2 separate regions of the Homo sapiens genome follow, and region 1 is linked to region 2. Evidence: chromatin loops called from intact Hi-C (ENCODE). Cell type or tissue: mucosa of descending colon. All regions are shown on one strand.

The links. Peaks named below come from ENCODE experiments on the same cell type or tissue, not always from the same donor. Only the 100,000 strongest peaks of a DNase experiment are listed, where the experiment ranks them.
Region 1: a loop joins it to region 2, with 2.8 times the contacts of the local background. A loop is called at or near these places in 3 of 110 quality-filtered maps.

Annotation. Positions count from the first base shown.
Region 1 is chr1:116,174,346-116,182,345 of GRCh38, forward strand. No RefSeq gene overlaps it. Among named protein-coding and RNA genes, the nearest start is that of MAB21L3, 67 kb to the left of the region's middle. In mucosa of descending colon, no CTCF peak of the experiment used is centred here; a DNase peak (open chromatin) is centred at 4,726.
Region 2 is chr1:116,330,730-116,338,729 of GRCh38, forward strand. It overlaps LOC105378920 (a long non-coding RNA gene), which reads right to left and starts at 5,589. Exons shown (of 5, transcript XR_001738197.2): 1 at 5,449-5,589; 2 at 1,119-1,217. In mucosa of descending colon, no CTCF peak of the experiment used is centred here; a DNase peak (open chromatin) is centred at 3,492.

The sequences.
Region 1 (8,000 bases), 160 kb before region 2:
TCAATGCCAATAAGAGTGAAGTCTCCTGATATAATAATCAATTTTCTTGTCAAGGTACAGGTGGTTATACTGTGACTAGAAACAACCATCAAAATTATCCTACTCTGGCTGACCAAGTCGTTGTTTAATTGAGGGTGCTATCTTGTGGCAGGAAGCAGAGAGTGAACTATGCCAGTTAAGTGGTGTGTGTGTGTGTGTGTGTGTGTGTGTGTGTGTGTGTGTGTTTTGTGGGTGAATACCTGTGTGACCAGCTTTGAGAAAAACAGTGTTCAAAAGTTAATAGTTGGGAACTTAATCAGGGAGGGATTATGTGTATTTCAAAAAGAATTTGCCACAGTTTTCTTTAAATACCAAGGACCCAGGACTTAGAGAATCTGAGAGGAGATGGAGATGCTTTGAGGGAAGCTTGCTAGCCAGGGGTCTCAGAAAGACAGCACCTACAGGGAGATAACGTAGTCCAGAGTCTGTTTCTTGGCTTTGTAGATCCAGAAGCTCAGTCTGGAAATAACAGAGTTGATGGGGCTCTGTGGGGACTGACTATCACTAATCCAACTTGTAAGGGCCCAAGGTGCAATAACCTAGTTGCCTATCTGTTGGTTTACTGTGGAAACTCTCTTTCCATTAATTATTTAGCAAATTTTATTAAATGCCTGCTATGGGCTCAGATTCCCTGCTTCATACATTCCCTGTATGTACATGCTACATACATTCTAGAGGGGAAGAGATAAGATAAGTAAATAAGTATTTGATATATCAGATAATAATATGGGCTGCCAGAAAATCAAGGTAGAATGAGGGGAAGAGAAAGGGTTGAGGTGGAAGTGAGGGTAGGGGGTTGTTCCTACTTCATCTAGGAATGTCAGGTAAGATCTTTCTGATAAGGAGACATCTGAGCAGAAACCTGAAGGAGCTAGATGCAAAGATATGTGCAGGAGGGGTACTCCCAGCAGAGTGCCAGTAAGTGGAGAGGCAAGTATTTGCTTGATATGTTCAGGGAACTGCAAGGAGGTCAGCGTGGCTACAGAGAAGTGAGAGAGAGGCAGAGGGGATAAAGTCAGAATGGTAGTCCCGCAAATCCCTTTCAGGCCTTTGTAAGGATTTTGGCTTTGCTCTGAGTGAGATTTTGAGCTGCCAAGTCCATTTTAATGGACTCGCTCTGGCTGGCTGTGTTGAAAATCGGTAATGGGGGTCAAGGGAAGAAGCAGGGAGACCAGGTAAGATGCTTTTGTAACAATGGAGGCAGGAAATGAAGTTGGTTTGGACCAGAGGCAGCGGTGGAAGAAGCTGTGAGAAGGGGTCAGATTCTGGATACATTTTGAAAGTAGACCTAACAGGTTTTGCTGATGTTTTTGGTGTGGTATGTGAGAAAGAAGAGTACAGTCAATGATGACTCTAAGCTTTTTGGCCTGAGGAAGTAGAATGGAGTCTCTACTTGCTGAGAGTAGGAAGAGGAACTTGGCATGTGTGTGTGCTGTGTGGCTAGGAAAGAATCAAGAGATCAGTTTCGAAGATGTCAAGGCTGGCATGCCCATTATATACCTGAAGATGGCAGTTAGTACTATAGGATACATATGTCTGAAATTCAGTGGAGAGGTCTAGGCTGGAGATATCAATTTTGGAGTCACAGCATGCAGGCGGCATTTAAAGTCTGACACTGGATGAAACTACCTCAAGAGAGAATATTTAAATAGGTGTCAATGACATGAAGAAAACTCATTGAAGAAGATTGAGATGGAGCAGCCATGGAGGAGGGAGGAGAACCTAGAGGCCAACAGAGAAGTGACAAGCTGGGTCAGATGCTGCTAACGGTAGAGTAAGATGAGAACTGAGACTTAACTACTGGATTTAGAAACCAGGAGGTTATCACTAAAGAAAAGGGAATAAAAGTGTGACTGGACTAGACTCCAGAGACAATGAAAGGAAAGGAGATGAAGAGAGTGCGTATATACAGATCTCAAGTATTTTGCTCTAAAACAGAATTGAGGTCAGGGTTAACAAGGGTTTGGGGTCAAGGGAGGTTTTGGGGTTTTCATTTGTTTTGTTTCAGGATGGAAAATATCAGAGCATGTTTGCTGATGGAAATGGCTTGTGGAGCGGAAGAGTTTTTGGAGTCATGTCCTTGGATAGGTGAGAGGAGATAAGGTCCAAAGACAGATGGAAGAACTGGCCTTGAACAGGAGCATGGCAGTTCATTCATAGTAGCAGAAAGGACAGCGTGGTGGCTCACATCTGTAATCCCAGCTCTCTGGGAGACCTAGGCAGGCAGATAACTTCAGCTCAGGAGCTCAAGACCAGCCTGGGCAACATGGTGCAACCTTGTCTCCACACAAACAAAAAAATTAGCTGGACATGGTGGTGAGCCTGTAGTCTCAGCTACTCGAGAGGTAGAGGTGGGAGGAGTGCTTGAGCCTGGGAGGTCAAGGCTGCGGTGAGCTGTGATCATGCCACTGCACTCCAGCCTGGGCGACAGGGTGAGACTGTCTCAAAAAAAAAAAAAAAAAAAAAAAGTAGCAGAAAGGAAGTCAGTGTACAAGTACTTGGTAGATCTGATGGTGGGATCATGTTTTCTTCTGATTGTTTTTCTTTGTTCTCAATGAAATTAGCAACAAAATTATCAGTTGAGATTGAGAAATGTGTGAAGGGAGGTGTCAGAAGTTTGAGGAAAAAGCTTATGCAAATGGCTGTTGTCTTGGACAGTAGGGATAGTCAATGATCTGGAGCAGTGGCTCCCAAAGTGTGATCCCAGAACCTATAGCATCAGCATGAGCATCACCTGAGAACTTGTCAGAAATGCAGATTCTCAGGCCCCACTCTGGACCTACTGAATCAGAAGGTCTGTGGCCAAGCCCAGCAATCTGGGCTTTTACAAGTTCTCCAGGTGACTCTGATGCACACTTAAGTTTAAGACTCACTAGTCTAGGAAAATATGGTATGATTGCAAGGCAGCATTAAGAGAGTTCTTGAGGTTGGTAGTCATGAATTTATAGTGTAACCAGTCAACGTACTTTATCCAAGCCAATGCTGATCATTCATCCCTGCTTCCAGCAATTAGATTAAGACTGGACATATGACCCTATTCCAGCTAACATGGCAGGAGAAAAAGTCTGCAGGCAAGGGCTTCCAGTGAGGATTTCTTTAATCTTAAAAATGAACCCAAAGAAGACATGGTCCCTTTTTGCTACTGAGTTTTGTGGTATGAGGATGTGGTACCTGGAACCGTGGCCACCGAGGAAGTAAGCCTGCGGACAGAACTGAGTGGTGAGGAAGGCAGAGTGGGAAGATGAAAAGAACAGGGATCTCTGGGGACATTGTGGAGCCACTGGACTTACTAACTCAGAGCTTACTAGCCTCTGGAAGTTGTGCAAAGTAGCATGTTCACACAGTCTCACCACCTTTAGCTGTAAAATAGTGGTGATAATAGCCACCTCTCACGACTGTTACAAAGACTAGGGGAAAATCATGTATTTGAAAATAGCTTATAACATTGTGAAGCATGATACAAATGTAAATTGCAAATGTAATTTCCAATAGGGCATTGGTATTTTCATTCAAATTATACACATTTTGTTTATATACAACATTCCAGAAAGTGAGGTATCTTGGTGGTGGAGGTGATAATGCATGTGGAGCTTCCTTAGGGCTTAGGGCTCTCTAGGACCATGTGGCCTGTCCTGTGTTAATCCAACAGGACACCAGCCCAGCCTGGGACTTCACAGACCGAGGCGCTGATGTAGTAAACACAGACAAGTGTCACTCACTGGCTCAGCATGCTGGGGGCCATCTTCAGCCCAGCTGGGCAAAAATAGAACCTGAAAACAGGTGAGAAGAGTAAATTACACAACCTGTAGCACTGCCACCCCTCTACGCATTGACATCTTTTACTTATTTCTAAGTTTCACAGTCCCTTTCAACTCTCTCCCTAAGATCACAAAGTTCATTCTGCCGGCATGCCCCTTCCATAGCAGGCAATGCTACCTTTGCCGCAGCAATCCTCCCTCCTCAGCCAGGTGTGGATGCACCCCTCACCCTCCATATTGAGGCCCCAGATGCCCTGCTCAGAGTTTGTTTCCCCAGCAGGTCCCTCCATGTGACCTACCTCTCTCCTTGCCAATTAGTGCTTTTGGAGACTTTTCCTGGACCATCTCATGTTCCTGCCCATTCAGCAGCAAAAGGAGTTCATCTTATTCCCTTAGTTATGGATAAGGCTCACATTCAAAACCCCAGTTAGCCCCATCCATTATCTTTGAACCCAGCTCATAGATTCCATTATGCAAGTATTGTATATGCATTCGGCTTTGAGGAAAGTGGTGCCCTTTGATCTGTATAACCTTTAGGTTTAGCCTGGTCGAGTCACCCTTGGTAGAAGGATCCTTGGTAGAAGGTAGGTCTGCAACAAACAGGTCCACATTTAGGTATTGGCATGTTGAATGGTATTTTGTCATTTCACTGCTTTACTGATAACGCTTCATGCTTGGTGCTGAACGTCTTTGGCTCTGCCTTGACTCCTGTGAGAAGTCTCCCCAAAGGAGGCATCAGAAGACTTGGTGAGTCTACTCAGGGCAGGAGACATTATAAATCCATGTGAGGCCAGGAGAGACCAGATTGCATGCTGAACAGGCAATAAAAAGGTAACAGTGAAGCAATAAAACAATCCTCCAAGGGAACAGGGCACATGGCCATACACAGCAGACAGGTGACCCACGGACTGTTGGAGAGCTGCCTGAGGGACTTCAGCCTACCATGAGTGTGCCTCCCTACACCTGTTTGCAAAGCACCAGTCAGAACAGGTTGGCACAGGATGTCACCTGGATATGAGAGCCACCCTATATTCTGGGCACCTGCAGGGACCACTGGCTATGCTTCAAGGGACCAGCTTGCTCTTTTACAGAATTGAATTGTGCCCTCAGTGGAATCATGATTGCCTAGGATCCCTTGCAGGTTACCTCAAACTGGGATCTCTACACAAACTTGGTGAAGGGTATCCAAGAGTGGGCCTGGCATCTCTAGAAACATCCTGGATTAGGTGTTTGCACTCTGTGCTCTCTTTTTGTTTGAGATAAGATCTCACTCTCTTGCTCAGGTTGGAGTGCAGTGGTGCAATCATAGCTCACTGCAGTCTTGAATTCCTGGACTCAAGTGAGCCTCCTGTCTTGGCCTCCCAAAGTTCTGGGATTACCTGCATGAGTCACTGCACCCGGCCTCTGTGCTCCCCTACTAGACCCTGAGCCAGATGAGGACAAAGTCCACACTTTATTCATCAGTATTCCCAGTCACCAGGGGTGACCCAGAGCCTGACACGAGCCTATTCTCAGTGAAAGTTTGTTGAATGGAAGGCCTAGACCAGGAGTGGACAGGCTTTTTCTGTAAACAGCTCAAGAGTAAATACTTCAGACTTTCTGGGCCAGATGGTTTCTGTCACAGTCCTATTTTAACTGTAAAAGCAGCCACTGATAACATGTAAACAGAGGAGTGGGGCTATGTTCTGATAAAACTTTTAAAATAGACATTGACATTTGAATTTCATATAATTATACATGTCATGAAAGAGGCTTCTTTTGATTTTTTAACCATTTAAAAAAGTGAAAACCATTCTTTGCTTGAGAGCTATGCAAAAACAAGCAGATTTTGCCCATGGGGTGTAGCTTATTAACCCCGGGTCCAAAGCATCAAAAAGGTGCACTTTCTGTTTCCCATGGGTGATCAACATAAGTCTTCCATGCGCACTTTTTGATTACTTAATAGCCACTGGGGTGTGCAGTGGCCCTGAGTGCGTACACACACAAACACACACTTATCCAACACATGGCCATTGTTCTGGACACCAGGGTGTGAGATGTGCAGACTCCAGGTTGCCATGGTAATTGGGAATATGACTGCTTCTAGGTAAGAGAGCAGAAACTGTAGATTGTCAGCAATTTGAGGCTGATGTATCTTTCTACCTCCTCCCCCAACCATCACTCCAGTGCATATTAGACAAGGGTGGGAAACCATAAATTAGTAAAGCTGGCAGAGAGATGTGTAGCAAGGAGAGATAAGTGACAAGAAAAGGATTTCTAATGTTGGCAATGCTCCCTCTGAACTTTTACATTTTTTAGTGTATTTTAATTTGTCCGGCTCTTTCATACACTTTACCTCATATATTCTTCACAATCCTATAAGGTATAATTCACCTCTGAGGAAACTATAGTTGAGAGAGTTTGGGCATTGGCTTACTTAAGGCATGGTCTTTAAGTAGCAGAGCCAAGACTGAGATCCAGGTATTTTTAACCAAAGTGTCTGTCCATGTATTCAGTAAACAAGTTTTGAATGTACTGAATATCATGCACTGTGAAATAATATGAATAAAATGTGGTTTATGTCCTCTGGGTATCACCATCTAGTGCCATGGTTCCCATGCCTGTCTTATTGTTGGTTCCCTGCCAGAGATCTCTTTAATGCAGATTCTCAGGCCCAGGTGTGATGGATTGCATCGGATCTCTGGTGGGGGCAAACACTTTACGGGGCAAGGGCCATAGGCCAAGCTCCCTTCCTCACCTCTACCTGCTCTAACCCGGTTGGTCAACTGGGGAAAGGCCGACTCCAGACCCCAGAAGAAGCTCCTGAAGTCTTGTCCTGCAGGGGGGCAATTCTAGAATAGGATTTACAGTTTGGGCCTGTTAGGGAACCCCAGGTAGTCTCTAGATCCACTTTTGAACATCTGAATCTCTTGTTCCAGAAGCAGAATTCCTGCTGCAAATTTCTCACTCTGAGTTTGAATTTGGTATGGTGGAATAGGAAAATGAGAAAAGTTCGAGATTCCAAGGAAGAAGCTTCAGGTTTATGTAATAGTGAGCACATTACCTAACCTCTTTGAACTTTCATGTCGTCGTCTGAGGCAGACAATAATAGCCATGTTTCCCCCACCCCGCATTCCAAAAGAAGATTCATAGGAACCTGTGCAGCTGCCATCACACCAGGGAGTCCTGCCGCCCTCCCCATGCAGGTCTGCTTTGGTGTTGGGCAGTCATGGAGTGGCCTGCAGTGTGCTAGGTCAGGTAGACCAAGTTGTTGCCTGTGGATACTGGATTACCTTCTCAGAAAAACCAGCCTGTCCCAAAGCAAGTGCCCCGACATCTTGTAAGATGAAGACGAGCTTGCATTCTCTTCTGCAGTCAGTGTTGAAAGTGAACTCACTCTGCAGAGGAACACAACACGAAATTCACATTCAATCATTTAAACTCTCCTAGAGCTCAGTTTCCCAATGTATTTTGTTGACAAGTGATATTTGGGGGACAGTTTTAAGCTTGCAATCTGTCCTTATTTATGATTTCTTTGCTGTCCTCCCTTCAGAGTTTTGGTTTGGGTGACCCTCAGGTAAGTTCCCTGGAGTGTAATCTAAAGTCATCACCTCTTCTCCTCACCCAGGAGGGCAGAACCCCGCCCATCTCCTGTGGGCTCCCTCCATCCTCCTGAGCTCCGCGCACTCCCCTGCCAGACCACACCAATCTCAGGAGGTCACTTGGCTTTTTCTTTCTGGATAGGGGCTCGTCTCATTTCCATGGTTTCTTAACAGTTAGAAGTGCTTTCTATTTAATACTTAGATTTTAATTCCTTCAAATAGGCTTTGGAATTATTTATTTTGCTACTGATGAATCTTTCTTCTGGTCTAAAAGTATGAAACCCCTCCCTGTTTTGGGATTTACAGTCTGCCTGCTTTAGGTTCACAAACCTTTTCCATTAAAGGTTTTTCTCCTCTGCCAATATTTATTGCTGGAGTCACTGTTTGTCCAGAAGCTACTGTCTGCTGCATCTTCTGGGAAATGAAATTTATGTCTCCTGGCACTGATGGGGGTGACATCACCAAGTGGCATAAGCCCTGGGCCAAGCCTCCCAGTGGATGGCAAGCATGGGAGTGGGAGGGAATGGAGTGGGTTACATAAACAGACACCATCTACCTCTTCCTTTCCTGCCCCTCCCTGCACCATCCCACCCACCACTCATACTGATAGTATCATTATATG
Region 2 (8,000 bases):
TGGCCTGTGAGCTCTGGAGAGGGTGGGAGGGAGTGGGATAGGAGTTCAAGCTGAATCCTGCCCCTCCAAGCTCATTGCTGGCCCCTGAAGTGACTTGGGTGAGCATGATCACCCATCTGCCAATCAAAGGCTGAACTTCAGGGCCCAGGCAAATGGTAAGAAACTCTTCTTTAACTTGTGCTATTTAAAAAATATAAATCTTCACAGAGGGGAGGATTCCTTTTATGAGGTCCTGTAGGTCCTGCTTATGGAAGTGAAAAAGGTGTTGCTCTCCTCAGGAGTAGATGCTGGTTAAATATTTCTTGGCTGAGTCAGGTGAGAATGCACTTCCATGGGGTTGGAAGAGTTGTTTAGTAGAAGCAATACAAGGAAACATCACCAACAGGTCATAGGGTGTTAGAAGGAAAAGTGCTTGCTGATGTAGTGTGAGAGAAGACCTAAGGATAGAATTCTGGAGAATAGCTTTTAAGAAAGAGCAATTTCCAATGAAGTTCAAGTCAAGGTTTTATTTGTTTGCCAAAGGACATTTTCCCCAAGAAAACCTAGAGAGGTGCAATGCAGAAAATTACAGCCTCTCAGGCTGCATCAGAAGGCGGTTCTAGTGACCTTCCCTGCTCAGCATCTCCTGCTCCTTCTGAGTCCTCCTCTGGGACATCTTGCAAGACCCTGGACACCTTTGAGCTCAGTTTGGAAACACAGAATTAATCAATATCACTAAGTGTCTACTCCCAGCTCCCATTTGCACCTACAATTAAGTGGCCGACTTCTCAGCAGAGCCTTGCACGCTTCAGCCGATTTGTCAGAGCACATCTACTGCTCCGTGGTGCCTTAGAAAGGCGTTGGTAGAAGGCTGCAAATCAGCCCTTTAGGAAATTGGCAGTTCCCATTCCAGGACAGGCCTACCATTGGGTCTCTGGGCATCTGCATTGTACAAGCCCTAAGCTAGTAAAAGCCTCACTGGGCTATGTCCTTGGACTTCCTCTAATATTCATTGTCAGCAAATATGAATAATGCCTAAATTTCAGAATTACCACTGGGCTAAATTAATCTTCTCTAGAACGAATGCATCTTTAATACTTCCATCAAAAACTACTTTGAGAAAAAGAGAGAAGGGTTACCTTATTTCCAGGCATCTTGTGTCAACAATCCACTTTAGGTTCCATACTTGCCACTCTTGAATAATTAAAAGTCAAGGTCGCACATGTCACTGAAGAAACCTGTAATGAACATTTAAGCATAAGTATTAGACTCTCTAAATTACCTCAGACTGTTCTTTAAAGGGTATTAAGAGAGACAGAGAGATCTTGGCCTAATTTTTATTTGGGAAAACAGCTTTTTGTGATTTCATAACTTTTGCTTACATAAAAAGATTTAAAAATTTAAGGTAAACTCTCACTGACTAGATGACACAGCCTTCTTCTAGATGAATATTGTAAGGTTTTGAGACAGCAGTGATGTCCTGATCCACATGGCAGATGGTGGAAGTAATTTCAGATATCCTCAAATCCTACACCCACATTCTACAAGTAAGCGAATTGAGGTCCAGGTGGGTAAAGAAATTTTCTTCATACACTAAAGCTAGCTAGCAGGCAGACAGAAACAAGAATCTTGTGTTTATGGCTCCAAATGCAGTGCTTTTCCTACTACATCATGTAACAAATGCAGAACAATTAGTAAACATCTCTCAGAGCTGCTGTTTTGCTTCCAGCGCAATTCAAATTGTGTTCATCAGACTCATTTATATGCCGCTAACAAGAATGCCTGCATCAGTTATGTCTTGCACACATTTGTTATAAAGAGAATGACCTTTAGACCTTCAAATGTGTCTTTCATTTGTTGGGGCTCTGTGGACAAGCTGGAAGGATTGGGATGTTTCTGAAAAGCCAAAGAGTGTGCAGATGGCTGGAACACAGGGCTTCTCCTGCCGGTAATGGGAAGGAGGAAGTATAGTGAGCCTCGTGATTCTCAAGCCTGGATCCATTAGAATCATTCAGAGAGGTATTTTTACAGTACAGTGCCAACCTACATAGCCAGAGTTTTTTATTTATTTGGCCTGGGGTGGGTCCAGAGCACTGGTGTTTTCCAAGCTTCCTTTGGTGATGTGCATAGGCAGATAGGGTTGAGAATCACCTTATCTCAAGGTTTAGGTATCAGAACTGGGTTTGATAAAAGCAAGGTTTTGGTATCAGAACTGGGTTTGATAAGAGCAAGGTTTTGGTATCAGAACTGGGCTTAAAATCCCCAACCCTGACACATACACCTATTCTCTCTGAGTTTCCTTCATGTGTTTTTAAAAAATTTTTTTATCCCATTGGGTTATTGTAGATTAGCATATGAAGTATATAGCAGTTTCTCAATAAGTTTAACTCTTCTTCCTACATTTAGGTGGCAATAGCAAAGAAGTAGCCTGAAGTCATCTAGTGAAGGAAGAATAAAAGGAAAGATAATTATGGTATTTGTGAAAAAGTGTTTAGTACAGGATCCATACAACTGAATCCTTCCTGGCTTCTGCTCTCTCCCTTCTTGCTGGAATAAATATTCATGTAAATCAATGGCTGGGCACCCATAATCCCCCAGGATGTGGTTCTATCTGTTCAATGTTTTGCATCATTTTGTTCGGTTGAGAAGTTTCTGTGTGCCTTCATTTGTATAAAGTTTTTCCTATGTGCATCAAGCCATCAGAAGAATCTCTTAGGGAATAGGGTGAAGGCTGGCAGAGACATCTCTGCTCTCTGTCAGACATACCTTGCGTTACTTCTACCTGCATGACATGATTCTCTGACAACCTAGCCCTCATAAAATGCCTCAGATGATTGCACAAATAAGTCAACACAGTCCTTCCCAGGGGCATCAGATACCATTTCCATTCTCATCTCTGTACAGAAAGCATATGGAAAATTCTGGTGCCACAGGGATCAGGGCATGGAGCTGGAGTAAGTAAATAGCAACAATTGATGCCTTTGGTGCCTACAGTCACCCCAGTGAAAAAAGCAAAACCAGATTTGCTTTTTCTTTATTCCTCTTGTATTTTCTTTAGCCCATGCATCGGAGTTGAACTCAGAATTCCCAACCCTGGCCCTGATCTCGGGCATCAGTCTGTGTCCAGTGGTGACACAGGGATCCCTCCCAGTCAAGGGGGTCTCCAGTCCACTGTAGGGCATGTGTGGCCCTCTGCTCTTGTGCTTTCCTTTGTGTAGAGCTCCTGCCCAGGCCCTGAGTGAGCTCCCGCTCCCTGGTATCTGGCTCTTTTCCATGACCCACACTCTTCAATGACTACATTTCTCACACTGGAGGACTAGATTTCCCAATGTTCGGGCTGCAAGAATCTACCTTGCGCAGGAAGCTTTGTCCCCTACATGTCACAGTTCAGCTCCAGTAGGAGGTACCAACAGAAGCAAGGTGTATGGAGGCAGTGGTGTACTTTGGTGCAGCCCACAGCTTCATTACACAGTTGCCTAGGGAACTTCCAGGCCACCATCCAGCTGCCTCCAGCTGCCTCCTGCTGCTGTTTCTGTTGGACAACTCCCTCCATTGCTGCCTAGAGCATTTAAATGGCAAGATGACTCAAGATACCCTGCCCCAGGGGTTCCTGGCTTCTCTTCCTTCCTCTCCCAGCACCTCCCAGCCCTTTTCCCTGCAGTCATCACACACAGGCACCATTCAAGTGTGCAACTATTTTTACTAAAGTGTGAAGGATTCTCAGGGCACAAACTATACTTAGCAGAGGTTAAAGTTCACATTATGCAATAAGGCATAAGTTTAAATCATTAAACAGCCTGTCCTATGCTCTTTCTGTCCTCACTCCTCTACAAATGGACTTTTTCAGTCCTAACGCTTCTCTTTTTAATTCAGCCTATGTATAACTCAAGGCCTTTGTTCTCTGCAAGGAAGAGAGACCATTTCTTTTTAGGCTTCAAATCACTCCCTCAGTCTCAGATAGAGATTTTCTTATGACCATCAGAACCTCTGATTTAGAAGGAAGCTATGAAGAAATGTTAAAAGGAATCTTCCCAATGTTGAAAAATCTAGCCTAGAAATTTTAAAAAATGTATCCACCAAGGGGCTTGAACTGACGCTAGTTGACAACTGCAGTTGGCTTTTCAGGCCCAGGTAGTGAGAAGGAATTATGTTTGAGGGTGTTAATTTCAGCATAAGAATGAAGAGGAGGGCTCAAACTAGCTCATCTGCTAGAGGAAAGACCGGGGTCCACACTGCGTGTGTGCCAGGATGTTTCACCACATGGTCCCTCTGGTACTGAAAGCCCTGTTACTAACAGTCGTAGCTGCCTGCTCTGGACAGGAAGTGCCTCAGTGATGAGAGTCCCCTTGCTCAAGGTCACAGCCCCTTCCTGGGGCAGCCTGCATCCAATGACTGGGCAGAGTTTGTTATAAAGGCTCAGCCCTCTTCCCCTGAGCTCAGGAAAACTCTAAGGCGGCATCCCTCCTTCAGAGACTGCATCACAGTTCCACGGCTTCCTCTGCCTCTTTCACAGAGAAGAACTCTACCTAATACGTCCCCACGTGCTAATCTCCATCTCAGAGTAAGCTTCCCAGGGAACCAACCTGAGACAATGATCAGAAGAGCTTAGTAACATTTCTTAAACAACGTAACATTCCCAGGTTTGTTTTTTGTATTCTCTTTTAAACCACTGCCACTATCAGTAAAGCTCTTAAAATACAAATGATAAATGCTCTTGTATAGCCTCTGTCCTAGCTCCTGAATGTGCTGACAGCAGGCTTAGCAGCATCAATATCACGGGTGAGTGTATCTGAAATGCAGACCTTCAGTTCCCAACCCAGACTAACTAAATCAGAGTGCATTTTAATAAAATCCTCAGATGATTCCATATGCATATTAATGTTTGATAAGCACTGGCCTACATGACAATTGGGTAAGAAATAATTAAGCAGGAATGTTTACTGGTAGCACAGAAGCATCCTGGCCTCCTTTTTCTCTGCCCAATGAGGGTTATCTGTTTTTCTTAATAAAAGGAGTTTAAAAACCCATTATTTTTGGCATAGACCAATCATAAACAAAAGGGCAGAAAACAGAGGCAGATGGTCAGACAACACACTGCTCAGGTTAGGAAACCAAGCAGCAATATTAAGCAAACAGGGAAAAACATTAAGGGAAAAATATGTAAAATAAGGATCAGCACTTCTGAGAGTATAAAGGAAAAGATGAAAAGCTGTCCTTGCAATACAATAGATGGACTTTGAACATGAGCAGTGACTTACAGCGTTCCCAAAAAACAATAAGGAACCTCCTCGTATAAGAACGCTTTCTCAAAGTTCAGGCACACACGGAGACGTGAACAAGAGGACAAGCTCACACCTGAGCAAACTCCATTCTCTTAGCCACACCATCAAAAGATTTCCACCACTCTTCAGTGAGGAGGAACTAGTTTATATTAGAAAGGCAACAGTTTGTTGTAGGTAACATGCTTACATGTTAAAGTGTAACGAATCCTTCCATGCTTCTAATTCGTAGGGAGGATTCTGTCATTCCCAGAAGATCCACTTGTTGTTCATAAAATGCTGCATTACGCTGTCTGGATTTCTTTATAGACGGATAGCTAGACAGAGTTTGACCTCTATGTGGCTTTTCCAATAAAAGTCCTAGAACACAAGGTAGGCAGGAACAGGTAAGTGGCACTGATAAAGAGTGCTGCTCTGTCACGATTGATTTATGTTGGGCTGTGGCCTGTTTAAGTTCATTTAAGGGCAGCAAGAAAAGAGGGAGCTGTGGTGAGGCCATGACACAGCCTGCCCTGATAGAACAGAACCCCTAAGGGAAAATGTGTTAGCAGCCACTAAGAGGAGAGGCAGGGGCAAGCACATTCCACCCTCATTGCAACAATAAAATCTGAACAGAACACATGGCGTGCCTATCTGAGGACTCTGAAAAGTAAATGGTAGCAGATGGATTAAGAAAGAAGACCAGAACTCAAACTGTCAGTGAATCAACAGTGAGTGTTCCCTTTCTGCTCCGTAGCCCCTAGCCTGGGTTTGCGGTAGCCCAAAATTCAGAAGTGAGCACCAGGTGTGGATAGAAAGGGTGCCATCTTGTTCTGGCTCAAGGTGCAGGTAATGCTGAGTGAGTGTGGGGGAAATCCCATCTTTCCGTCTTTTCTTTCTCTTCTTCATTCTTTCACACTCCACCCCAGGCAATCCTGTGGCACCCACAGCAGTGGCAGTGACAGCAGCAGTGGTGGGGTCCCACAGAGAACCGTTCCACTCTGATTGGAGGAGCTCTGGTGTCAAGGGGATGGGGAACCCCCATTCCTTTCTTTTCCCTCTCTCTTTGTTCTCGTACTACTTGGCCCAAATGTGGCCACGTTCATAGGAAGCATGCAGCCCAGCAGGGTAAACAGAGCACTGGCTTCCTGGCCAGAGGATATTAAAGAGGAGCCACAGAGAACTGAAAGGTACTAGCGAGAACCCAAAAAGGGAATAACTCAGGAAAGTGGCCACATACAGTTGTTTATAAACTCCTGGGCTCAATCCTGTACTGGGTATGTGTCGATCTGATCCTAAACAGCACACCAAAGGCTATGAGGAATGACTTTGGCAAAAACAGGAGAAAGATCTGAGTAGCTACAAAGGCTTGAACAACAGAATTGACATTGAACTACAACCCACAGAAGGCTGGCAAAATGTTCCACCTGAATCCACCTAGGTTGAATTGCTTGTTAAAACATTAATATCAATAGTCACAAAGTACATAAACAAAACCAATAGTCTCATAACATAACAGCCAGGATACAATGCAAAGTTACTCGGCACGTTAGTTTTCTATTGCTGAAACAAATGACCACAAACTTAGTGGTCGTTTACGTTTTAAGCCAGTTAGTGGCTTCAAACAACACAGCGTTTTAAATGTTAAAGTTCTGCTGGTCGAAAGTCCAAAATCAGTCTCACTGGACTAAGTTCAGGTGTCAGCAGGGCAGGTTCCCTCTGGAGGCACTCAGGGAGAATCTGTCCCTTCCCTTTTCTGCTTCTAGGGGCTGCCCACATTCCTTGGCTTATGGACCCCTTTCTTCGTCTTCAAAGTCAGCAATGTAACATCTCTCTGATCTTTCTTCTGCTGTCACAACCCTTTCTAAACACAGCCAGGAAATGTTTTCTGCGTTTAAGGATGCTTGTGATTATATTTGGCCTACCTGGATAATCCAGTATACTCTCCTCTCCTCAAGGTCGGTAGACAAGCAACCATAATTGCATTTGCAACCTTAATGCGTTGCAACCTGAAATCCTTTATGTCATGTAACATAGCATATTCACAGGTTTGAGGAAGTAAGACATGGACATCTTTGATGAGACTTTATTCTGCCTACAGCCCTCAAAATAAAATGAACCATCAAATCTCAACCCACATGAAAAAAGACAACCAACAGATGCCAATGCTGAGGTGATGCAGATGTGGGAATTTTCTGACAGACTTTAAAGGGGCTATTATAAAAAAAATCTAAGAAGTAAGGAAGAGGACTCTTGAGATTAATGGAAAGATAGAAAGTCTCAGTAGAGAAGCAGAAGGTATAAAGAAGATCCAAATGTACATTTTAGAACTAAAAACATAAAACCTAAAATTTTTAAACTTACTAGATTAACCAGTAGAAATTATCCAATATAAACAACAAAGAAAAATAGAATTGGGGGAAAAAAAATGAACAAATCCTCAGGGACCAGTGAGTGAATCAATATCAAAATCTCGAACAGTTGTGTCATTAGGGTCCCAGAGCAGAGGAAAAATACTGGAAAAATCATGGCTAAAAACTTCCCAAATCTGGCAAAAGACATAAACCTATGGATTCAAGAAGCTCAGTGAGCTACAAACAGGATAAACCCAAAAAATTATGCCCAGTCATGCTGTAATCCAAATGCTAGAAACTAGGATGAACAAAACTTTGGAAAGTAGCCAGAAAGTTGACATACTACTTATAGGAGAATAATTCAAATATCTGTAGATTGCTCATCAGAAATCAAAAATACGCAAATATA